3 separate regions of the Mus musculus genome follow, and regions 1 and 2 are each linked to region 3. A link is a loop called in an ENCODE intact Hi-C map of the cell type or tissue named here. Cell type or tissue: gastrocnemius. All regions are shown on one strand.

Region 1 (8,000 bases), 180 kb after region 3:
CCTTTTTGGAGGTGGGGTGGGGGTGGGGGTGGGAGTGGGGAGGCTGATTTATGAGCAGCCATAGGCCATCAGGTAGAACATTTAATTAAGGGGGTGAGCTGGTTTGTTTGTTTGTTTATGGTCAATTTGACCATATGCAAGAGTCATCTGGGAATCTCAAACTGAGAAAATTTACCATGGGAACGTCTGTAGGGTATTTTCTTGAGCAATGGTTTTGTGGGAGGTGTCTGTGCCATCCCTGAGGAGGTGATCCAGGGTCGCATAGCATGAGAACGCAGGCCATGGGAGGCAAGCCAGTGAGAAGAGTTCCTCAGTGGCTCTTTTTTTTTTTTTTTTTTTTTTTTTTTTTGGTTTTTCGAGACAGGGTTCCTCTGTGTAGCCCCGGCTGTCTTGGAACTCACTCTGTAGACCAGGCTGGCCTCGAACTCAGAAATCCGCCTGCCTCTGCCTCCTGAGTGCTGGGATTAAAGGCGTGCGCCACCACGCCCGGCTCCTCGGTGGCTCTTGCTCCCCTTCCTGCCTGCAGGCTGAGCTCCTGCCCTGATGTCCCTCAGTGAAGAACTGCGACCAGGAAGGAAGCTTCTCTAAGCTGCTCTTGCTCAGACCCTCACACCTGCCACATCCCCATTTCTTTCCCCCCCTGCCCTGCCCCCAGGTGTTGCCAGTTTGCATAGAACCCCAGTGACTGGCTGCCCATTGCTCAGACGGAATTCACCTGGGCAAAATGGCCTGAAGATGAGTTGTTCATACTGTGGGGACTCAGGCTTCCGCGGGAGTTGGTCACTTGCTCAGCAACCCTTGCCTGCTCCACTCTCCCATAAAGAGTCAAGAAGAGAACGTGAGCTGGTCATGGGCGACTCAGATGGAGAGGCCTGGGAAAGGCTTGGTAACTAGAACTTTCTAGTGGGCAGTCCGAGGGACTGGGGATGGTGTGTGTGGTGTGTGTGTGTTTGTGTGTGGAGGGGGGGGGGGGAGTAGCAAGTCCTTGTCTCATGCAGGAGGCAAACAGCAGCTGCCACACTCCTCAGCAGGCAGTCTCTCTCTCACTCCTCACCCTAGTGTCAATTTTGTTACCTCACCGATTGTGGGAGAGCTTGACACAACCAGTCAAGTGCATGTCTATGCCTCCCCCCCCCCATATGTAGTGAGTACCCAGGGAAAACCTAGGATGTCTGTTGAACGAGCCAATGGAAGGAGAAGTTAGCCAGTCCTTTCTCCCCACTGCACACTGGGCTTGCAAAGACAGTACCCCAGTGACTGGCTGCCCATTGCTCAGACGGAATTCACCTGGGCAAAATGGCCTGAAGATGAGTTGTTCATACTGTGGGGACTCAGTATGAACAGTGGCCAAGGTGTGCCTGGCCAGAGGCCATCCTCACAAACCCCTTCTTGGTGCTGCAGACGCACCCTGGGCACTCCCATTCGGACTTGAAACTGTGGTCCCAAGCACAGTGATGAACTACCATTCACTGAAGAGCTCCAAGGGCTTTTGCGCTTCCCTGTGGGGGACTCTGCAGAGCCTCCCTGGGCCAGGAGGGGGCGCTGTTGAAGTTAGGGCAAAGGCAAACTCAGCGCTGCCCACACCCGCTCAGTTGCCAACCTTGACAGCCTTGGTCCTGGCAATCAATCCTTGTGCTTAAAGAACACAGGTCTCTGGGCCTCCATGTTTGGCTCCCGTTTAGACCAACAACTCCCTTATCTGATGGGAAAGCTGGCTTGGAGAGGTGCCAAATTTTATCCTTGTTAGCACAGGACACCGTCACATAACCAATGCAGGGCCACAGTTGCAGGGGCAGGAGTCACTTTCTCTGTAGGCCTGACCTATTTCTCACAGCATGTGAACAGAGGTGGGACTTTACAGACATGCCAAACCAGAACAGGTCTTACTGGCACCATAGCCACACAGTGGTCCTCGTGGGGTAGGGCCGGGATGGAGGAGTAGTTCTGGGTCCTTGTGCGACTTGATTGAAAGGCTTGGCTGGCTCGGTTTGGGGCCTGGCCTGGAATTCCCTCCTGAGCTCTGGATGGGAAGTGGTGAGGCATTTTACACGCTTGAGCTGGGCACCAGCCTGGCTAGATGAGAGCCCAGGTAGTGGGTTCCCTGCAGCTGTGTGGGCAGCTCAGGTGGGAAGGGGCATCCTGGGACGGACAATGCTTTTGGATTGTATAGGGAGGCTTGATAGCGGATAGACTTCCCTACTCAGGAAACAGGTTGTGTTTCTAGGTCAAGGCTGTGGAACATGGGTCTGTGAAGAGGGCTTGGTGCAAAGGGAGGGTCCCTGCAGCACCACAGGCTCATGGCGGGGACAAAGGTCATCTCTGATCCTGAGGTCCCTGATGCCACTCACTCCTCCCACATGGCACTGAAGGATGCTGACGTCGTCTGAGTTTTCCCTCATGGCAGACTGTTTCTGTTCATGGCCCTATCCCAAATGGAGCAGGCTTGAGCTTTAGGGTTCATCTCCCGCACTGCAGCCCATGATGACACTGCCATTCCTGTATGTACCCCAGGCAAGAGATAAAACCCAGGAAGGGGAGTCACTTGTCAAGGTCACCCTGATGTGTTTGTACTGTAAGGGAGCCTCCAATTCCACCATCTGGGGGTGTCCACGCAGTCTATACAGGAGCACGTTGTCAAGCTGCCTTTCCTTGACAGAGTTGGAGGGGGTACATCTATATTGTCCTTCTGGGGAGCCCTCTGGTATCGATGGGGAAGCCACAGTTGATTTTCTGAAAGATATTCGGAGCCCTGAGGTTGATCACGTTCCCTGAACATCCACGGGCAGGAAATTAAACAAGGCTGGTACTGAGTAAATGCAGAGATGAAGTTTACACAGCTTTTTATACAAGCCAGAGCGACCTTCCATTAAGGGCGCTTTGTGTACTCACACATTTAAGTCTTGAGAAAGATTATAAAAGGGGGCTCTGAGGCCGCCGTTGACAGGCAGGGGCCACAGAACTGTGAACTCACAAAGACCTCTCTCCCATTACGCAGTTGTTAAGTGGCATGCGCGCCTTTCCTGGTGCCTGCCTGCAGAGACCTGGGGGACAGGGGCGGGGGGGGGGGGTAAGGACGCCCTCCTGCTATGTCAGCCACTTGCCGGGCTGTTGAGTGGAAACTTGAGAGATGGGGAGCACTGAGCCCCAGGATTTTGTAAACTTGCTGAAACGGTGCAGTGCTTGGTGAAGCCATTTCTGTTTCTTCTAAATGCTCGGGGAACCATTGTGAAACCGTTTATTGCCAGACAGGTTGGGGGTGACGGTCCGAGATGAAGAGACTTTGCTGTGAGGGAGCGTGGGTGGGCTCAGACCTCCTCTCAGCGAACTCTGGAGATACCCTTCCTGCAGAACAGGTTTTGGTTTGGGAGTAGGTTTTTATTCTTATGTTTTAACTGTTCCTGCCCCAGCTTCTGATTCAACCAGAGACGCATGGATTTGCCAGGACTGAGGACAAAGAGGAGGTACCCGTTCCTGGCATAGTAAACCCCACCTTCTGCGAGACTCCTCCTTCACACTTCCCTGTCCATTCTCCAAGCCTATTGCCTGTTCTCATTTGGAAAATCGGGTCATTTTGGAGTCTAATCTTGGGGCTATTTGTTGTTTATTTCTTAAAATGACCACAACTGGGTCATCACTGGCTACAGTTGCCGAGGTTATCTGTGAAAGGCCTACTAACCATTGGGAGGGGTGGTGGCTTTGTTCTTCTCGGGGTAGCTTCCATGTCAAGCTAACTGCATAGTAACATTGCTTTTTCCGTCTCTTGGTTTCTTTGGGTTGTGCTGAGGAAAAACTAATGTTACCCTGTTGGAGGGGGACCTCTGAGACGCACATGGGAACACCTACGATGAATAGGATATGTAGGTACAAGAAGCCACCCAGCAGTCACAGTACTGGGGTGATTCTGGAAAAGGGGTGGGGGAAGAACTCTATCAGCCAGGCCTGTGAGAGGTTCCCAAGCAAATGCCGCCCCATTGGAGTCTCTTGTGAGGCATGATGTAGGACTTAGTGGTAGTTCTGAGTGTGCTGATTCAACAGGAAGCTATCCTTTTGCTGGGCCGGGGCCGGAGACCCTTTGTAGCGTGTTGAATTCTGGGAGAAGAAATAGGTGGCAGGGGTTCACCCTTCCCCAGAAGCCTTCTCTCTTGGCTCTGGCCCCAGCAGGCAGTTCCTCCCTTCTGAATCTTCCCAGCCTTGGAGCGAACCATAGCTCTTGCCTGTGTCTGGGCTGGGGTGAGCGCCCCCTTGTGGTCAGTGTCTCTACCGTGTTTGTTTTTCAAGCTATGTTTTCACTGTAGCCAAGCTGTCATTGAACCTGTGACAACAGTCCTCTTGCCTCAGCCTCCCAAGTGCTGGGGAAGTTACAGAGTGAGGCCGGGCTGGCTCAGTGTGTCATGTCTGTGGTCAGTAGTTTCAGGCCCACTGGAATTCCAGGCTTCAGGACATCGTTGGGCAGATTACCTCTTCCTCTGGTTTACATTTCTGCTGGGGTTGCTTCCGCCCAGGCCTAGCCTCTGTTGCTGGGAACAGAGCTCTCAGCAGCTTCCTGCCTGTGCTCTTCCGAGGTCCATTCTCAGGTCTAGAATGAAGCCTGGAGTTTGTACACTTTTTGGGGCCCTCTCTGAGAATAAGACTCAGGATTTGGTTTTAAAAGTGAGCATTGACTTAGTACAGAAAACAGAATCAAAGTCAATGTTTAAAAAAAACCTGACAAAGGCTCCGAGTGTGGAAAGAAGATCAAACTTGCCAACGTAGCTTTCAGGCCCATGGTTTGGATGAGAATCACCCCCCCCCCCGCCCCCCAAGGCTCACATAGGCAATATTAGGAGGTGTGTTCTTCTTGGAGTAGGTATGGCCTTGTTGGAAGAAGTATGTCCCTTGGGGGCAAGTTTTGAGGTTTTAAACACTCAAAGCAGGCCAGTGTGGCTCAGTCTGTCTTCCTGTTCCCTGATGATACAGTTGTAGAACTCTCAGCAACCTCTCCAGCACCACGTCTGTCTGTGTGCCCCCGTGTTTCTAGAGGTGATAGTAACGGACTAAACCTCTGGACTGCAAAGCAGTCCCCAATTAAATATTTTTCCTTTATAAGAGTTGCTTTGGTCATAGTGTCTCTTCACATCAATAGGAACTCTAAGAGGAAAGACCTGCAGGGACAGTTCTTTAGTCTACATAGGCAGCCTGATGAAGAGGTACTGGGATGGCCCCTGTGACCTACAGTCAGCCCTGTGGCTGGAGCAGCATTCATCAGGAGGCTGAGGGACTCACTACCAGTCCATACCACAGTTGGGCCACCTGTGGGGATTGGTGTTGCTCCAGGCCATGGGAGAACAGGCTGGAGCTTTGGGCTACCAGCTCTTCTCAGGGATCAGTCCTGGTGAGGCAGAGACAGGGGCCCATTTGCCTCATACCACTCCCAGAAGACAAGGCCAAACCTCTGAGCCCAGGCTTTTTGAGGAGGCTCTTCAGTAGGAGCTCCTGGTAGCTGGCCTGGCCCGCACAGAGCCCGAGTCCATGGACACCAACCAGTCTGGAATTACTTGGTCAGCCTCTGAGAGTGTCCACTTTTGACACCAGCCCCTCTCCATCCATCCAACACAGAGTTGGCAAAAAGAGGGAGAGAGCCCATTTGCAGGAGGGTATTCATTTCAGATGGGAAACTATGACTTTCCCAGCAACTTGGTTTGTCTCCCCATAAAACTACAGTCAGCCCTCCCTGTCTGCATGGGCAGGTTCAACTGGCTGGGGGAGAAAATATTCAGGAAAACAGAATGTGTTAACCAGTTTGCCTTTTTTTTTTCTTTTCTGTTGTTGCTTTGTGAACAATGCAGGATAATAGCTAGTTAGGAAGCATTGACATTGAATTAGGATTATAAATAAACTACAGGATAGTGTGCTGCAAATCACATGCAAATAATGTTCCGTTTTATACAAGGACTTGGGTATTCAAGAATGTGGGTATCTGAGACGTCTTGGAGCTTGTCCCCCCTGGGATGGCGAGGGTGACTGGATGAGGATTTATTCTCTTGTTTTATAAGTGGCCAGTGACCCACTGCTCCAGCCAACCCTTTCCTGGCACCTTAGTCTGAGAAGGCCAGCTCTTACTCGCCCCCCCCCCTTTTTAAAATTTCCCCTCTGCCATGGGGACAGTACTGTCCTTTCCCAAGGAAAGCTGCAGGTCATAGTGAGCTGCTCTGGGGATTGTAGCTATGGGTAGGGGCAGAAAAAGGTCCCCTGACCAGGCAACCATGCAGGAGACCTGAGGAGTGCTTTTCCTGTTAGCCTTGGCAGGGAGGGAGAGAGGGACACGCAGGCCCATGGCCTGACTCGTGACGGAGTGTGGAGACGTTGGAGTGAGAAGCTGTCCTTTAAGTGGCATTTCAAATCTAAATCTGAAGCTCCATCAGCAGTGCCATTTTGTGATGAGGGCATCTTGTCCTCTCAGCTTCCAGCGAGGACACTCAGGCATCTCCGTCCTGGGGGCTCTTCCCTGGGAGTCAGCTTTGATTCCCTGTATCCCCGCTCTGCTGGGGAAAGAACTTCTCCCACTCCTGTCCAGAGAAGGATGGGTAGCCTTGTCTGGGGCGTGGAAGATGTGGGTGGCGTCACCCAGTTAGAGAGGGGGCTGCTTCTTGGGAAAAGCCTTTCGGATCACACTCCTTGTAGATGGTGCCGAGTTTCAGTGGGGAGCTGTGGCATCCAAGAAGATACCCGAGCAAGTGAAGGGCATTCAAGACATGCCAAGCCATCATCCAGCCTGAGTCTCTTGTTCCTGATCACCCACTCTGGCGAGAATAGCGGTGTTCTGCAGGTCTTCTGAGCAACCCAAAGGGCCGGGGCAGTATTCATCAGCTTGGTCTCAGTGTCTCCTCCCGGGACCTCTTCTGATTCACATCACAATCACTTGTGCTTTTAAAAGCTAATGGTCTCTGTCTTAGTTTGCTTTCTGTGGCTGTGATTAACACTGACCCAAAACAGGAAAGGGTTTATTTGGCTTGTGGATTATGATTCATTGAGGGAAACTAAAACAGGGACTGAAGCAGGGGCTGTGGAGGGGTCCTGCTTACTGGCTGGCTCCCCATGGCTTACTCAGCCTGCTTTATTAAACAGCTCAGGCCAACCTGCCAAGGTGTGACACCACTCAGAGTGGGCTGAGCCTGCCCACATCAATCATTAATCAAGAAAATACCCCAAAGACAAGCTCACAGGTCAATCTTATGGAGGCAGCTCTTTAACTAGGTTCCTTCTTTCCGGGGGGCTCTGATTTCCTAGTCCTCAAGATTCAAACCTAGTATTTGGAGCTATAGATGTGATGTGATGTGATGTGACGTGACGTGACGTGACGTGATGTGATGTGATGTGTGTGTTATGGGAGTACAGGGCATGCGCATTTGCTTACACCCAAGATTCTTCCAAAAGGCAGTCAGACTGCTCAAAGTCAACTGTGAGAGGGAAGGGGCAACATTGTAACACTCAGGGACAAGATCAAATGTTAGCTTTTGTGTTTCAACTGTCTAGGGGAGGTTCACAGCATCCAGAGCAAGGAAGGGCAGGGGTCTAGCTAGCAGCCCTTCTCTTTGGTGTCTTGCTTCAACCCTGCCTTTTTGCATGTTACTTTTTATCTTGTGCACAATGCTTTTGGGACAGCCTTGAATGACAGCAAAAATGTCCATCCCTGAAGTTAGGAACTATCCCCCAGGTCCCGGGGATCCTACATAGAAAGAAGATAGGGTTGGTCTGTGAGGGGGCAGAGAGTTCTCTGACTTAGAAAGGAGAACACACACACACACACACACACACCCAGAGAGAGAGAGAGAGAGAGAGAGAGAGAGAGAGAGAGAGAGAGAGAGAGAGAGAGAGAGAGAGAGAGAGAATGTTTTCTAGACAGATCTGTAAGGGTGCAGAAGTCCTCAGAATATGGCTGGCGCCCTGCCCCCGCCCCTCCAGGTGTGAGGGATTGGGATCATTCTGTATATTTACCTGAGTACGCAGAGGCTTTAGTTGCA
Region 2 (8,000 bases), 160 kb after region 3:
AGCCAGGAAGTGGCCCTTCATTAAACACTGAAGCTACTGCCACCTTGACCCCAGACTCCCTCCCTGACGCAGGACTGTGAGCAGAGCTCTGTTGCTTGCATCACTCCATCAGTGTTGCTTACTAGATCATCCTAAGCCACCTGAAGAAGTTGGTACCTAGAATGGGTGCCGCTGTAGCACTTTAGAGATACACAGTCTGTTCTTTAGCAGGAGAGATTTTTATGCAAGAGATTGTCTGGTTTCTCCTGATTACTACTAATAATATATAAAAAGAAAGATTAAAGGGGGAACTGTTACTTTAAAAAGAACTTAAGATTTAAGAGACTTTTCACTTTCTACACATTGCAAATAATAACGTGTATTTGGAGAGACACTTTGAGATTTACGTTTGGGAGTGATTAGTGTGGGTGTGGAGTAGGGGCCTGATAAGTTCCCTCTGTCAGGAGCAGTGCATTTGACTTGAGGGCGCACAGGGGGATCAGGGTAAGGGAGACTGTTAGACTTTTATAAGACAGGACATTTTAAGCTGGCTGTAAACTCAGAAGAGCTGTCCCTGAGGGTGATTGTTTCATCAGGGGCTGAGCCGTGCATGGGCTGATGATGCTTAGAGCACACCACTACAGGACACACTGCAGTTCAGTGTGGACTAAGACTCTGGGGACTTGGGAGATGGGATTTACGTGAGACAGAGGTGAAATAGTAATGGACCTATTGTTAGTCTCTCTGATTAGGTTGAAACCTAGCCCTTGGTATAATGCTACTTAGAGATAAGGCCATTTAAGAGGCTATTAGGCTTAATAAATTCCTGAGATTAGGGTCTTTGAGATACAATTGTCTTTACATGATTAGATACAGAGGCCAGGAAGCTGGCTCTGTGTATAAAAAGAACTTGTTTCCACAAGCCTGACGACCTCATTTCAGATCCCTGGAACCACTATACAAAGAACCGTTGCCTATCTCTGTGTTTGAAGCACTTTTACAGTAAGATGGAAGTGGATGCAGGAGAATTTCCTAAATCTCAAAGGTCAGCTAACCTAGAGTATGTGGCAAAGCAGAAACAAGAGAGACCCTGACTTAAAAGAAAGTAGAAGGCAAGAACCAACTTCTAAAGGTTGTCCTCTGATCTCTACATCTACATGCACACACCTGCACACTTGCATTCACACTTGAGCACACACACACACACACACACACACACACACACACACGGGCACACACGGGCACACACACACGGGCACACGGGCACACACTCATGAACACTCTACTAGACAGCACATTTGCTGATACCTTGATATCAGAGCCTCTAGAGCAAACTGTGAAAAACAATTGTGGTGGTTTTGCTATTGTTGTTTTGTCTTGAATTTAAGCCTCTCAGTCTGTGATATTTTATTATAGCTGTCTAGAGCAGGCCAACGTAAGTTGCCTTGGACTCTAAGCCAGGATGTCAGTAAAATTTAAATGAAGTATCTATTTTCTTTGTCACATAATGGTTAGGACATTAGATGGTTAGGATGAACGGTAAATTTACACAGAAGTTGGTGTTTGGGATAATGAGTTATTAAACCTCTCTTCTGTTTTCAGATGTTCAGCCTGTCGCCTATGAGGAGCCCAAACACTGGTGTTCGATTGTCTACTATGAATTAAACAATCGTGTTGGGGAAGCTTTTCATGCATCTTCTACTAGTGTGTTAGTAGATGGATTTACAGATCCTTCAAATAACAAAAGTAGATTCTGCCTGGGATTGTTGTCAAATGTTAATCGTAATTCAACTATTGAAAACACTAGGCGGCATATTGGAAAAGGTAATCTTGTCGTTTCTTTTCATTCGGTTGAATTAAATCATGTTTTTGTACCGGCTGGATACAATTCATTGAACCATCCAAAAAGTCTTAAGGCATGGCATTTACCTCAAGTTGCAAATATTAAAGAATGTGATTAAATAAAGATACAACTAGTCTTCTCTTTTTTATCCTGCTTAAGTTTTGTTTCTAGTACTAAAGATCTGGAATCCTATTGTTCATTTGTTCTTGAGTATTTACCCTAACAATTAGGACAAATTAAGTTAGGGCCTAATTGGAATATAAGGGATAGAAATTTACCTTGTTCACAGCAGTATCCACAGTAACTAATACATTGCATGCCTCGTTCTCTGTCTGTCTGTCTGTCTGTCTTTCTTTTACTCTCTGAATGTATATATATGTATGTATATATGTGTACATATGTGTGTATATATGTATGTATATGTATATAAAATCTTGGAAAAATATGTGCATGTTAAAGAGGGATTAGAAATGTAAAAAGTATTGCACTTGGAGTGTTTGCTCCTGTAAGATTAGCACAGTATGGAGGCAGTGGAGTTTGGGGTGGAAAATAGAGTATGGATATCCAGAGACCTCATACGTCAGAGTTTCCTTATAAACCAACATGGATCTTGGTTGGTAGCACTCTGCATACTTCATGGGATGCAGTGTCACACCTCAGAGGGTCCGCCTCTGTAGGGTGTGCTGCATGTCCCAGGAGCTGGAGCGGCTTGGCTTGTGTAGCCTGCTGTTCTGTGCTCCTTTGATTTACATCTTAGTGGGAGTTAGCAGCAATGGCAGACAACAATAATTGTGGTAGGTTTTCTTATGGATGAGATTCAGAAAGATAATCTGAAGCCAGGTGCAGTGGCTTACACATGCAATCCCAGCACCAGGGAGGCTAAGGCAAGTAGGTCCCAAGTTCAAGGCCAGCCTGGGCTACATAGCAAGACATTCGTAATTCAAACAAACAAATAAAAACACCCCAAACAAACAACAAAACAATGTGAACAGTTTTTATTGATTTTGTTGTCAACTTGTCCAAACCTTTTTTGTGAACTGTGTCTCCTGTATATGTTTCTCTGTCAATTCCCCTACAGTGAGATCATTTAAGGGACATCTCTTTGGATCAGTTTTCAATTACTTACCAGTGTTCCCACTCCAGAATCCATTTCTGTTTACTCAGAAGCAAGCCACATTTTTTTAATACCATATGCTGACACAATTCTGTGACTTCTGTTTGAACAGAGATTTACATTTATGGAGATCCTGCTAAAGTAGGCATTTTGTGTGAACACAGACAATAATGGAAACATGTCCATTGAGGGCAGTCAGTGTTCTCTCTTATCTAGAATATGGCGGTTGGCAGCATGCTGACTGAGTGAAGCAAGACTGTGTGCTTCTGAGCAATAGACTGTGACACCCGTTTCCTTTATAAAAAAAAAACAAGCAAGCAAACACAAAAACAGCAAATCCTCCTATCCCCAGAAGCACACAAATGTATTCTATAGAAGTGTATGTAGCTGTCTGAGTTACGGTTCTATATCTGTCAACAGACGCCATGACCAAGGCGGCTCTTACAAGGACAGCATTTTATTGGGACTGACTTACAGGTTCAGAGGTTCAGTCCATTATCATCAAAGTGGGAGCATGGTAGAGTCCAAGCAGACATGGGGCTGGAAGAGCTGAGAGTTCTTTATCTCCATCCAGAGGACGCCTGTCCTCAGGCAGTGGGTCTCAAAGCCACTCCCACAATGACACATTTCCTCCAACAAGGCCACATCTAATAGTGCCGCTCCCTGAGCCAAGCATATTCAAACCACCACTGTAACTCAATATGTGCTGCATTTAAAGGATATACACCAAATTTGTAGCACTGTCTACCTGTGGGGAAGAAAATCTTGAGGTACTTCTTAGATATATTGGAAAAGCATTTTCTGAGTCAGCTTCTTAGTAATAAAGCTTAAATTTTACTATCAGAACTGGTTTCTCATAAATATATTTCTAGAAAATTTTAAAAAGTTATATTATTTTGTGTGTATAGGTATTTTGCCTACAGGTATGTCTGAGTGTTGCATGCATACAGTGCCTTTAGAGGCCAGAAGCGGGCCATCTCCTGGGACTGGAGTGAGATGGTTGTGAGCCTCCATGTGAGTGCTGGCAATCCAGTATGGGTCCTCTTCAAGAGCAGCCAGTGCTCTTAACTTTTGAGCCATTGCTCCACTTTCATTTACAAACAAACAAACAAACCCAGAAGTAAAGAGAGAAGGCTTTTAAAAGCAAAGGAAGATGAGCCTGCTATCTTAAAATTTTCTGTAATCTGGCATCACATATGTGTGTCTGGGTTTCTGTGGGTAATGATTAAAATGCTGTGGTCTTCTTTGTTAGCAAACAGGGTGGAAAACATCACTAACATTTATGATGACTTTTTGGAAAGTATTCATAAAAAGAAATGTTAAAGAGCACCTTTTCCTTTCTAGAGAAACAAACGGTGATGAGAAAAGGGAACACAAACTCCGGGGTCAGGCAGTTTACAAACCTGCCAACTCCAGCCCGAGGCTTGGCCTCTTGAGGCTCTCGTAGAGTTGTGGAGATAATTTCTGGCTGCTGAAGGCCATCTAGTGGTGGTTGTAATCTGAGCATTACTGGAGTTTGCTGTGCATCCTGGGTGCTTTGGTGGTGTCTCACAACCATTTGCTAAGCCATCTCTCTTGTTGCCTGTCTCTTTAAGGTGTTCATCTATACTACGTTGGTGGGGAGGTGTACGCTGAGTGTCTTAGTGACAGCAGCATCTTTGTTCAGAGTAGGAACTGCAACTTTCACCATGGCTTCCATCCCACCACCGTCTGTAAGATCCCCAGCAGCTGCAGCCTCAAGATTTTTAACAATCAGGAGTTTGCTCAGCTTCTGGCTCAGTCAGTCAACCATGGATTCGAGGCTGTGTATGAGCTCACCAAGATGTGTACCATTCGAATGAGCTTTGTCAAGGTGAGTAGCTACGGTGTATAATGTGACTTCAGTCATTGTAAGTGTGCATGCATTATAAGGAATTATTAAATGAAGTTAAGCAGTGTTTTTGACTCAATTTCATACATTTGAGTGAACTTTTTGAATTTATCCCTTTAACCATATGATTCATTTTGTAATCTACACATAAGATCCAAGATTAATTTCAATAATGGGTAGAGGTTTGATTTACAAAGTATTTCATCTAATAGACTAAGTTATTAGAAAGTATTTAACATTAACATTGCATTTTGACTGGCTCCAGTCCCACTGCAGTAATAGGGACATTTATAGTGCTTTATCACTTGTGTCTCAGGCCTGTGGCAAAGGACTTATAAGGCCTGTCACTCTCATGGCCTGAGCTCACTGACCATTATAAAGATTGTGTCTCATTAACAAAATGTTGAGAGACTCAGAGTGGTGAGTTTCAGCAGTTGGAAGTGCACCCTCCTGGGTCAGGAAGAGCAGAAGTAGGCTTGTGTTTTGTTTTGTTTTGTTTTGTTTTGTTTTGTTTTGTTTTGTTTTGTTTTGTTTTTTTATTTTGGCATGTAAGCCCAGTCCACACTTTCCTTGCTGTTTATCAGAGGTCTGAATTTACTTTCTCTCCCCCTTTTGAAGTGTGATTTTTTTTTAATTGTCCAGTTCCCCTGCTGCCCCATTTCTCTTTCCTCCATCCCCCTAGTTTCCCTGGAGCAGAGCTACTATAATCAGTGGGACAGAAAACTTGATAAATCAGGAAAATGAAAGTAGAACCAAAACCGCCCCACATTTTTCAGTTTTTATCCGAAGCTTACTTTATCTGGTTAATTTCTCACCTTTAGGGATAAGGGCTTGATGTGATTCTGGCATACAGTGAACTACATGATATGGGTCGGTCAGTGTCCATACTCTCTCATCAGATACAAACACGCAGGGACAGGAGCCCCCCAAGTCTGCCCCATGAGGGCGTGGGCTTTATTTACTCAGTGAGAATATGTATCACAGCACGGCATGATTTAGCTGTGAAGGATCATAGTCTGGAGTTTTTGTAACAGTTAAACATGTTCTTAGTCCTATGGGTCTGTGTCTGAGAAATTCTGTTATTTGTTGAAGAGTTGAATACTGCAGATGTGTCTTTTAATACCATATGTGAGTGCTTACTGGTTTTCTGTAGTTTAAGTAAGTCTTATGTGTTTCTGCAGTTAAGCTTTTTATTGTTAAAGTTAGTGTGGACTGTTGACTGTTCAAGAGCGATTTGCTTTGCTGCCTGTTCATTTCCAGGGCTGGGGAGCAGAGTACCACCGACAGGACGTCACCAGTACTCCCTGCTGGATTGAGATTCACCTCCACGGGCCTCTGCAGTGGCTGGATAAAGTCCTTACTCAGATGGGCTCTCCGCTGAACCCCATTTCTTCTGTTTCATAGTGCAGAAGTATTCTTTCAACTATATTTTTAGTGGACTTGTTTTAATTTTAGAGGAATTTCCAGTACAGATGCTGTGAGCTGACATGGAAAACAGATATTATTTTTTCTACGTAATTGTGACCAACACATTTGTATTTTATGATGATATTACATTTGTTTGTATTCGTGTTCATTGTGATTAACTTTCAAAAGTATTGTAAACGATGTAGAGTATTTTGCCCCTGTTGAAATGTTTAGCATTGATCTTAAACTGGAACGTACTTTTTCTTATTGTCCCAACGTTTTTTAATTTGTTAAATTTTTTTTACAAAGTAGTTCATCACATAATGAAATTTTATCCTATAAGAGAACATATATTGTGGAAAGCAGTAGATGATATTTCTCTGGGAATTTCTTTGCCTTACCACCTTTGAAAAAGCATACATTGTTTGCAAAACCTCAAAGTAGGGCTTGCTTAAAGGAAACTGTTGAATCTTGTTTGAAGGACACTGCAGTCCTAACGTGTTCAGTGAAAGCAAGGTGGTAGATTTCTGGACGTCATACATTTACATTTAATATAGGTAATATTCATCAGTGTAATGTGACTTCATGCCATATATATTTTGTAAAACAATTCCTTTTTAAAAACTTCAAGTATTTCTCATTTACTCAAATTTGTTGTAAGTCCTACTTAACAGTTAGTTACTATGTGCTCTGTGGCCTTGTTCAGCATTGTTTGCTGCTTTGGGCCAACAATTCAAGAACTCTAATTTTCCTGTGCATTAATCTTTTCATTTTGCACTTTTATGGGTGACTGTCTTAGTGTAGCCTCTGGTAAAATACTATTAGGTGGCCTGGTTTTAGAGCTCCTCCTCGCTGCCTTGGCACTCCTTTGTGCAACACGACCACTTAGAGATGACAGCTGTGAGCTGTGCTGCTTTTTCTAGCCTTTAATTTCCAATGTAGTTTATAATGTTGTTCTTCTATAGCTCCAGCTAAGGTGCCTGTTAGTCCCCTACAATGTTATGAGCATTATTGACATTGAAAGGTTATGTATGTATGAATACCTTTGCTCCTTACCAGACTTGTCATACAAGGACTCGTGCAGTGTAGCCAGTAGAGGCTCTTTGGTTGGCCCAAGAATGAGGCTGTTGGTGTAAGTGAATCACAATAGGGATTGGGATAGTTCATGTCATATGTCATATAGCAAGACAATGTAGAGTGTAGGCTTGTCTCTCTGCATCAACGCTCTGCCTCTTTCTTTTTATCCTTTTAGAACCTACATGGACGCTAATCTCCACAACACTGTTGGATGTGAACACTCTTAAGACACTCATCTAGTTCACTGTGCCTTGTCCTTAGGACTCTTAACCACTTTCTAGGGAGCAGTTATGGCCTGAGATGGACAGTCATGGCCTGAGAATGAAGACACTACTTTGATAAAGAAAAAGGCCTCATTTGCCTATCAGAGTGAGAAAGGTTTTTTTCTGGTGCCTTTTGAAAATATACAGAGCCACTTGGTTCTTCTGCTGAAAATGTAATTTTGGTTTGACTTTTTAGAGTGCCCTTCCTGCCTTTATGAGGAAAACAGCTATTTTTTTTTTTGGGGGGGGGGATTCCTTTTGTTTTCTGTGCCATTATTTATTGCCTTTCAGAGTGCAACCATTGGGTGGCTTTGCTCCTTCAGAGAGGGCTCCTTGATAGCCTTCAGTAGCTTGAGCTGTAGACATAAGTATTCCATAGCAAGAGTGTGTCAGCTCCATGAGAGAGATGTCTGCTTTATAGCCGAGGCAGAAACCGTTCATGTTCCT
Region 3 (8,000 bases):
TGTGCTATGAGACAAGGAGACTAGAGAAAGTCGGGGACTGGGCAAGGCAGTGAGTGGGACGTGGCATCGATAACTCTGGCCCAGCAGTGGAGTTGAGAGTAGTGTGAGCAGCTGGAGCAGCTCTTGTCTTTTTCCAGTCATACTCCCGTGAACCTTGTTGGTGACAGTCAAGCAAGGAGTGTTCGGATGGGGAAAGAGAAGCCACCATCCTCTGTAGTCAGCCAAACACACAGGGAAAGTGTCAGGGGTCAAGTGGCCCACAGTGACACGAGGCACAGGGGTGTGAGGAAACTGAAGGCTGAGCAGCGGTCCCCCTGGGTGTAACTCCTGTGAGGTCACAGTGAGTGTTGGCTCCTGGTGCCTATTATCAAGGGTTAGGGAAAGTTGTCTCCTTCCTTCTTTCTTGCCTCCTTGTCCCCTGGCTTCTGTTAGCTCAACTGACAGCTTTACCACATCCATTTCTTTGCCCAGAGGGTTCCCCCATGAGCTCAGAATGCCACTTCCCAAACATGTCCTAAGACAAAGACAAATCTCGTGTCCCAGCTCTCCATTCCCTCCCAAGACAGGGCCCCTCCCTCTTGATCTTACTTTCAAGCAAGGTTTTTCTCTGGGTTTCCTATCCCATGTTGGGAACAAATGACATGCTAATATGTTCAACTGATCCCATATGTGGTAGCTTTGGAAGGAGGTGCCAGACTGTGTGAGGGAAGTTATGGGGCAGTGGAGAGCATCCAGTATCCATGGCAATGTCATCCTGTTTAGCAAACACACTAAGAGAGTTGATGCTCAGGCAATCGAATGTAGCATAGAGGTAGACTGAGACAGGTCCAAGTTCAGAGCCAGGATTTTCCACTGGGGCATGGTGAGATGAAAATGGCCTTTATATACGTTGTGCCCTGAACATCATTGTACTCGTGAAGTAGGCTTTCCCAGACCATGCCTATGTATGCAACTGTCTCGTGTTTTCAGGAAGTAGCCACAACTCAGGATAATATCAAATTTCAGTTAGAAAATAGTCTCCATGTCTTTTCCCTGCAGTAAGTTGGAACATGCCTAATTCACCAAATATTTCATCTTTATTATTGTTTTATGGGGGGGGTATGTAAGTCCTTTAAGACAGAAACATTTATAAGGAAAATAAAGCCTTCTGTGTAAACCAGAAATACTTAGATAATGTGATCAGTGCTGATGAGAAGCTAAGTCCTTGGGCATGTCTCCCTGGTGATGTGGTGCCCATGGTATTCATCAAAACCCCCAGTGTCCAGCATCGTGCATCCTCTGCACGCTGCGGCTCAGGAGGAATTACCTGAAGTTTATGTCTCTTGAGCAAACTTGGCCCAGGAGAAAAGATCAAAAGCCATGGCGTGACGCTGTTCTCTGGTGGAAAATGGAAGGGCTGTGTTAGTCCATTCGGAATGCTTGGATGAAGCACTATAAACCCAGCTGCTTATAAACAACAGCCATTTATTTTTTTGCAGGCTGGAAGCTGGGATTTCCAAGATCAAGGGGCTGGCAGATGTGGCGTCTGGTAAGCAACTAGCTCCCGACTCACAGAGTGGAGCCTTTTCACCAAGACCTCTCATGAGCCTCTCTTCCCATTCATGAGCCTTTCAGATCCACAATCTAACCACCTATCAAAGGACCTATTTCTAATACTGTCCTGCCGGGTGGGAGTGGGGTATACCTTCAGACCTCAGCAACTTGCTCTCAGGATAGTAAAATCTACACATTTTAATTTTTACACGTATAAGAAATATCTAAAGAAATTAGAGGGTGACCTATTTTCTTGAGGACTTGAATGTTGAGTTGCTCCCAAGTTATCCACCCGAGTTTGTGTACTGCAAAGCTCTGAGGACATCTCAGGGCTTCTAAGTACAGTGAGTGACCAGTCTGTAAAGATCTGTGTATTATATCAACAAAGGCCATGCTTCCCTGGTTAACTTTATGATGACTTCATAAGGGAGGGGGAGGGTTTTTCCTGGTAGTCTGTGTTAGATCTTCAGTAAGAACATTTCTGTTTGAAATGCTATAAAAATGTAAAAGTTGTGTATCATCAAATTGCCCCGAAGGCTTGTGATGTCCAGGGTTATCCTCACACCAGCCATCCCCAGTTCAGCTGGACTGCTCACCAAAGCCAGTCACATCTGGGCTGGTTGACCATGGATGTTTCTTAGAACAAGGCAGGTAAGGGCAGGGGATTTTTTCCTGAAAATCCTACCAACCACTTGCATGCCGTTCTTGCCCCAACTGCTTGTGGCCTCAGGATCTCTGAGATATAAGTAGGGAGATATAGACTGGAGGAGGGGACTCTAGCTCCACATCATGCATGCTGGGTGCAGACCTTCCAGTGTGACTACTCTGCTGACAGTGGCTCCTCCACTAATCTATAAGTGAACCTAACACTTCCCCAGAGTAAACTTGGATTAAAGGATGCTTTGGTTTGTCCTTGAAACATAGAAGGAAGGTAGATATTGTTTATATCTCCCTGAGGGAAGAAATTTTAGCAATACCATGCCTAATCCATTGCAGTGTGTTCCCAAGTCTATGGTTTGGGTGTGTGTGTGTGTGTGTGTGTGTGTGCGTGTGTGTGTGTGTGTGTGTGTGTGTGTGTGTGTGTGTGTGTGATTCAAACTGCTTTCTGGTTGCCTAGATATATATATATTTGAGTACACAGTGTGCTAGGGAAAACAGGGTGCCTCCCACAGATCACCAAGCAGAGCTCACAAACCAGTCTGTGACAAGCGCTCAGCTGATCTTTGAGATCATGGAGAGCCTGGGAGTGCCCTGTCCAGGTCTGCCTGTAAGAAAAGGCTAAAAGGCCCACTCTCTTTTCGATGATCTTTGGAATTACTAGAACCAGGAAAGCGATTTTTTTAGCTAAGGACACTTTTGTCTTCTTTTCTTGTCTACCGTTCATTCTGCCAGACTGAAAGAGGCTATTTGGGGCTGTCTCATGCAGAAGAACTTGAGGTAGGCTCGTGTGGAGGAACATTAGAGGACACTTTTGTCTTCTTTTCTTGTCTAACATTCATTCTGCCAGACTGAAAGAGGCTATTTGGGGCTGTCTCATGCAGAAGAACTTGAGGTAGGCTCCTGTGGAGGAACATTAGTCGGAGGCTCCTTGCAGACAGGACCAAGACAAGGAAGCTAGTTGGGCCTCCTCTGTACTCTCACTCGGAGGTGGTTGTCCAGCCTTGTTCCTGTTAGCCTGCAGTTCAGTCTCCCAGCCCAAGAGGGCGCTCTTACTCACCAGAGCACCTAGGCTCATCTCAGCAAAGTAAAACAACCTCCCCTTTGTGCGGCCTGAAAACCACATCTCTGGTGTCTGGCTTAGGTCTCCTTCTGATCTGTTTACCCCCAGACCTCTCGTGTCAGGTCTTCATTTGCCAAGTTACAGAGAGAAGAGTCTCCAGTCCATGATTCTGCCGTATTCCACTCGGTCACGTGAAGGGGGCAGATGGGGTGGGGATGCAGGCCGGGGAGCCAGAGGCCACGTGGAGCAGGACATAACTCACTTTATCTCAGCAATGCAGGCATTTGTGTTTGAGAAGAGCGTTCTTCCTCCCTAGGAAAGAACATCTGGAACATTCTTCCAAATGAGGATCAAAACAATGACTTCAGATGAAGCAGCCTCACTGGAGTAAACACAGCCCAGAGGATCCCATGAAGCAGTTCTGCGTGGACTCTGCCAGAAAGCGGACTCTGGGGCTGGGATTTCAGGCCAGCTCAGAGTTACACCCCTGCTCTCTTGAAAAAGGCTCTGAACCCGTGGACACTACTGGGAAGGGCCTTAGAGATGGGCTCAGTTGCCACCCAAGAGCAGAAGGGACCCCATGACAAACAGGGCACCTACAGCCTTCTGCCCTGTGGCCCTAGTCCCTCCTCTCAGAATGCCTGCATATTCGACAGTCAGCCTTGTCCTGGACCAGACAATTCAGCAATCACATTTGTTGACTAAAAATCAGCCTATCTGCAATATAAATATTCCTTTCAAGTAGCCACATTACTCTATCTGTGGAACATGTAGAAGGCCTGCTCTGTGTCACTTTTCTGTTCAAATGCAGTCCTTACAGAATCCCAGCTACTCAACAACATCTGCTCCGAATGTCTCTAGGATTTATGTGGCCACATGGCCAACTCCATGTATAAATGCAGATTCGGAGCGGGTTCTCATCCAGGATACAGTGAAAGCATCTAGGTCTGCCATCCGGTTTGTTTCATGTCTTAGGACATCACACTGTCAACCAGATGCCCATATATCCAAGTTTGTTATTTCGGTCAGTGATGCACGATGGCTTCAGATGTATATGCTCCCAGTAATTAATTCTGAATAGAGTATTTGGCATTAAGTCATCCCATGACTGCTGTGGGCAAGAGAGAAGTAACAGGTTCTATTAATTCCACTTGGCAGCTGGAAACTCTTAGTTACAACAAATCCAAGCAACCAGTGCTCACACAGGTATTGACACACACACACACACACACACACACACACACACACACACACACAAATCACATACACTCTTACACAAACTTATATACATACACACATATTCACATGCACACATGCACACACTAATGCACACATACATGTATATACACACACTCACATACATAAATATACTGTACTGGATGGTTTTGTGTGTCAACTTGACACAAGCTCGAGTTATCACAGAGAAAGGAGCCTCCCTTGAGGAAATGCCTCCATGAGATCCAGCTGTAAGACATTTTCTCTCTCTCTCTCTCTCTCTCTCTCTCTCTCTCCCTTTCTCTTTTAGAGTTTATTCAGAGCATGGGGAGGGGAGTTGAGAGAGTAGTAGAGACAGAGAAAGGGAGAGAGAGAGAGGGAGAGAGACAGAGAGAGACAGAGAGAGAAACACAGAGAGAGACAGAGAGAGATTAAAAGAACAAAGGAGCAGAGGAGTAGAGACCGGTATTGAGCATGTGGAGAGAGAGAGGGGAGGGGAATGGGGAGAGAGGGGGAGAAGGAACAAGAGAGCAAGAGGACATTTTCTCAATTAGTATCAAGGGGGGGGCCCATTGTAGGTGGTGCCATCCCTGGGCTGGTAGTCCTGGGTTCTATAAGAAAGCAAGCTGAGCAAGCCAGGGGAAGCAAGCCAGTAAGCAGCATCCCTCCATGGCCTCTGCATCAGCTCCTGCTTTCTGACCTGCTTGAGTTCCTGTCCTGACTTCCTTTCATGATGAACAGCAATGTGGAAATGTAAGCTGAATAAACCCTTTCCTCCCCAACTTGCTTCTTAGTCATGATGTTTTGTGCAGGAGTACAAATCTTGACTAAGACACATACTAACACATGTATGAAACTCACACATACTTATATACGCACACACACAAAGACTCCTACACACATATATATTTATTCACACAGCACATACACACATTTATTCCTTTTGGTGGATATGTTCATCTCAAACACAGAAACTGTGTTAATAAAATAAGAAAAGTGTCTTTCTGCTCTCTCGGGCCACATCCCCAACCCCCACTCCTCATTCATTAGGATCTCAGTAGAGATGTCACCTAGGAGAGGGAACAGGCAGGTGCGTTTTGTCACTCTCATCAATACTGAATCAGATCTCCTGGTATCTCTGCCCTCCACACACACTACTCCACATATGAGCACACACACACCAGGGCTTGAAAAGGGAGTTTGCCCTTCTGTCTTCAGCCAAGTGAGGGCAGCATTCCTTCCCTTCAGAGGACACAGCATCCATGCACCATAGTGGAAACAGAAGTAGCCCTGCCCCAACAGCTGCCCTGTAGCTGCCTTGACCTGGACTCCCAGCCATCAGGAATTCTGTCATGTGTCACATCACTCACACCCCATCCAAGCCTCGCGGTACTCTCCACTTAAGTTCATTACACAGCGGCCAGGAGGAGAGGGATTGACCTGTTCCCGTTACATCTGCACTGTTTCCCTGCTTGGTAAAGGAGCTGAGGCATGGTATGGCATCCCCCCCCCCCCATCTTACCAGGTCCAGCTTAGTACTCAAGAGAAGGGTATTGCATGGACATAGACTTTTGGTCCCTTCTGGAATTCTGCCGACATGGTTTTTCCTTTGATTCCATTTCTGAATTTGAAAGAGAGAGGTTTGGGGCTGGAGAGAGATGGCTCAGTAGTTAAGAGAACTGGCTCATCTTCAAGAGGTCCTGAGTTCAATTCCCAGCAACCACATGGTGGCTCACAACCAGTTATAACTGTAGACCCAGAGGATCCCATGCTCTCTTCTGGTGTGTAGACATACACGTAGACAGAAAACACATATACATTAAATACATAGATAAATAAATAAATTTTTTTTAAAAAGGAAAGGAGAGAGAGACAGACAGACAGACAGGGGACAGGCTTAGGGCTAGCTGCTCTCAGCTTCTGCTCTGCATTCCCACCTTGGTTGGCTGTCTATCTTCATTTTATGGTATGGACTTGGGGTGTAAACATTATGTCCAGTTATCTCAACCAAACTACATCCTGACAATCACGGGCAAGGTAGACTGGGAATCATGTAGAAAAATGCATGCTGAAGGAACGAACAGGCAGGGGACAGCAGGCAGCTCTGTGTAAGGGGGCAAGGCCTGGAGTTCTCCTTGGAACCATTGTATACATTCTATTCTCCTAAGCAGCAGGTAACTGCACTGCAGTGTATCTACAAGTCTGTTGTGGCCAATGAAATGGGAGTGAGTGCAAAGCCAGTGTGTGTGTGTGTGTGTGTGTGTGTGTGTGTGTGTATGTGTGTGTGCATATGTGTGCCTATTAGTGTGTGTGCATGCATGCATGTGTGTGTGCATGTGAAGCCATGCTTGTGTGTGTATGTGTGTGTGCGTGTGTGTGTCTATGAGTGTGTGTGCATGCAGGTATGTGCATGTATGCCCATGCTTGTGTGTGCATGCATGTGTGTGTCTGTGTGTGCATGTGTGTATATGAGTGTGTGTGCATGCATGTGTGTGAGTGTATGTGAGTGTGCATGCATGTGTGTTAGTCCATGCTTGTGTGTGTGGACGTGTGCATATGTGTGTACATGCATGTGTGTGAGTGTATGTGAGTGTATGTGTGTGCATGTATGTGAGGAGCGGGTGTGGCGGCAGTCCCAAAGGCGCCAGGGACTGCAGCTAAGTCGTATGACTTGCACCTGACTTCCTCATATAAGCCACAAACATCTTGAGAATTGCGCAGGTGTACCAGGATACCGGTAAATCCATTTTGATGGAGATATGCCCCTGCTGCCCTGATTAGCTGAAGCTGCGTACCTGGTGAGGTGGCGTGGCCTACTGTGCGTGGATGGGAACTGAGAGTATATAAGAGTGAGAGGCCCGGGTTAGAGGGAAGATTATTATTCAAGAGAGGATTATTATTATTGGGAGATATAAACAAGGGAGATATAAACAAGGGAGATATAGAGAAAGAAGAAACAGGACTGAATAAATGTGTGCAAAAGGATCCTGTTGCAGCATCGTTCTTCCTGGCCAGTTGGGCACGCGCAAGACATGAATGTGTGGATGTGTGTCTGCATGCATGTGTGTGTGTATGCCTGTGTGTGTGTCCATGCTTGTGTGTGTATAGATGTGTGTCTACATGTGTGCAAGTATGTATCTGTGTGTGTGTGTCTGTGTCTGTGTCTGTGTGTATGTGTTAGCTCATTTCCTTGTCTCTGCCATTACAGCTTGCTTGGTGTGAGAGGCTAGCTGCTCCATCACCCTAGACCACTGAGTAAGGGTAAGACAGACGTAGAGCAAAGCTCTACCCAACCCACCATAGACTGGGACATGAATCAGAAGTCGCCTGTGTTTTTTAGAACCCCTGAGATCTGGAGCTGCTACTGTAGCCTGGCATAAATGATACAAAGAGGGACCTCATCACTGAGCCGTACTGCCACCTTCTCTTTTTCCCTCAGAATGCTCATCCTCACCAGGATAGTAAGAGCCAGCCTTCATGAGACGTGAGTGTGCTGTTGCATAACAATATATTTATTATCCTTCAAGTGGGG

Evidence for each region. Peaks named below come from ENCODE experiments on the same cell type or tissue, not always from the same donor. Only the 100,000 strongest peaks of a DNase experiment are listed, where the experiment ranks them.
Region 1: it touches region 3 in a loop (3-fold over the local background); 8 of 42 quality-filtered maps call a loop at or near these places.
Region 2: a loop joins it to region 3, with 4 times the contacts of the local background. A loop is called at or near these places in 8 of 42 quality-filtered maps.

The regions. Positions count from the first base shown.
Region 1 is chr13:56,754,424-56,762,423 of GRCm38, forward strand. It overlaps Gm52066 (a long non-coding RNA gene), which reads right to left. Exons shown (of 3, transcript XR_003950712.1): 3 at 7,894-8,000. Among named protein-coding and RNA genes, the nearest start is that of Gm45623, 4.6 kb to the left of the region's middle. In gastrocnemius, CTCF peaks have their summits at 1,510 (motif pointing right) and 4,246 (motif pointing left); DNase peaks (open chromatin) are centred at 1,598 and 4,240.
Region 2 is chr13:56,731,269-56,739,268 of GRCm38, forward strand. It overlaps Smad5 (SMAD family member 5), which reads left to right. Exons shown (of 7, transcript NM_008541.3): 5 at 1,582-1,803; 6 at 4,532-4,788; 7 at 6,067-8,000. The coding sequence ends at 6,210. Among named protein-coding and RNA genes, the nearest start is that of Gm45623, 19 kb to the right of the region's middle. In gastrocnemius, a CTCF peak has its summit at 4,421 (motif pointing left); a DNase peak (open chromatin) is centred at 4,404.
Region 3 is chr13:56,572,563-56,580,562 of GRCm38, forward strand. No RefSeq gene overlaps it. Among named protein-coding and RNA genes, the nearest start is that of Gm32759, 9.1 kb to the right of the region's middle. In gastrocnemius, no CTCF peak of the experiment used is centred here; a DNase peak (open chromatin) is centred at 3,241; H3K4me3 peaks cover 319 bases; H3K27ac peaks cover 1,670 bases.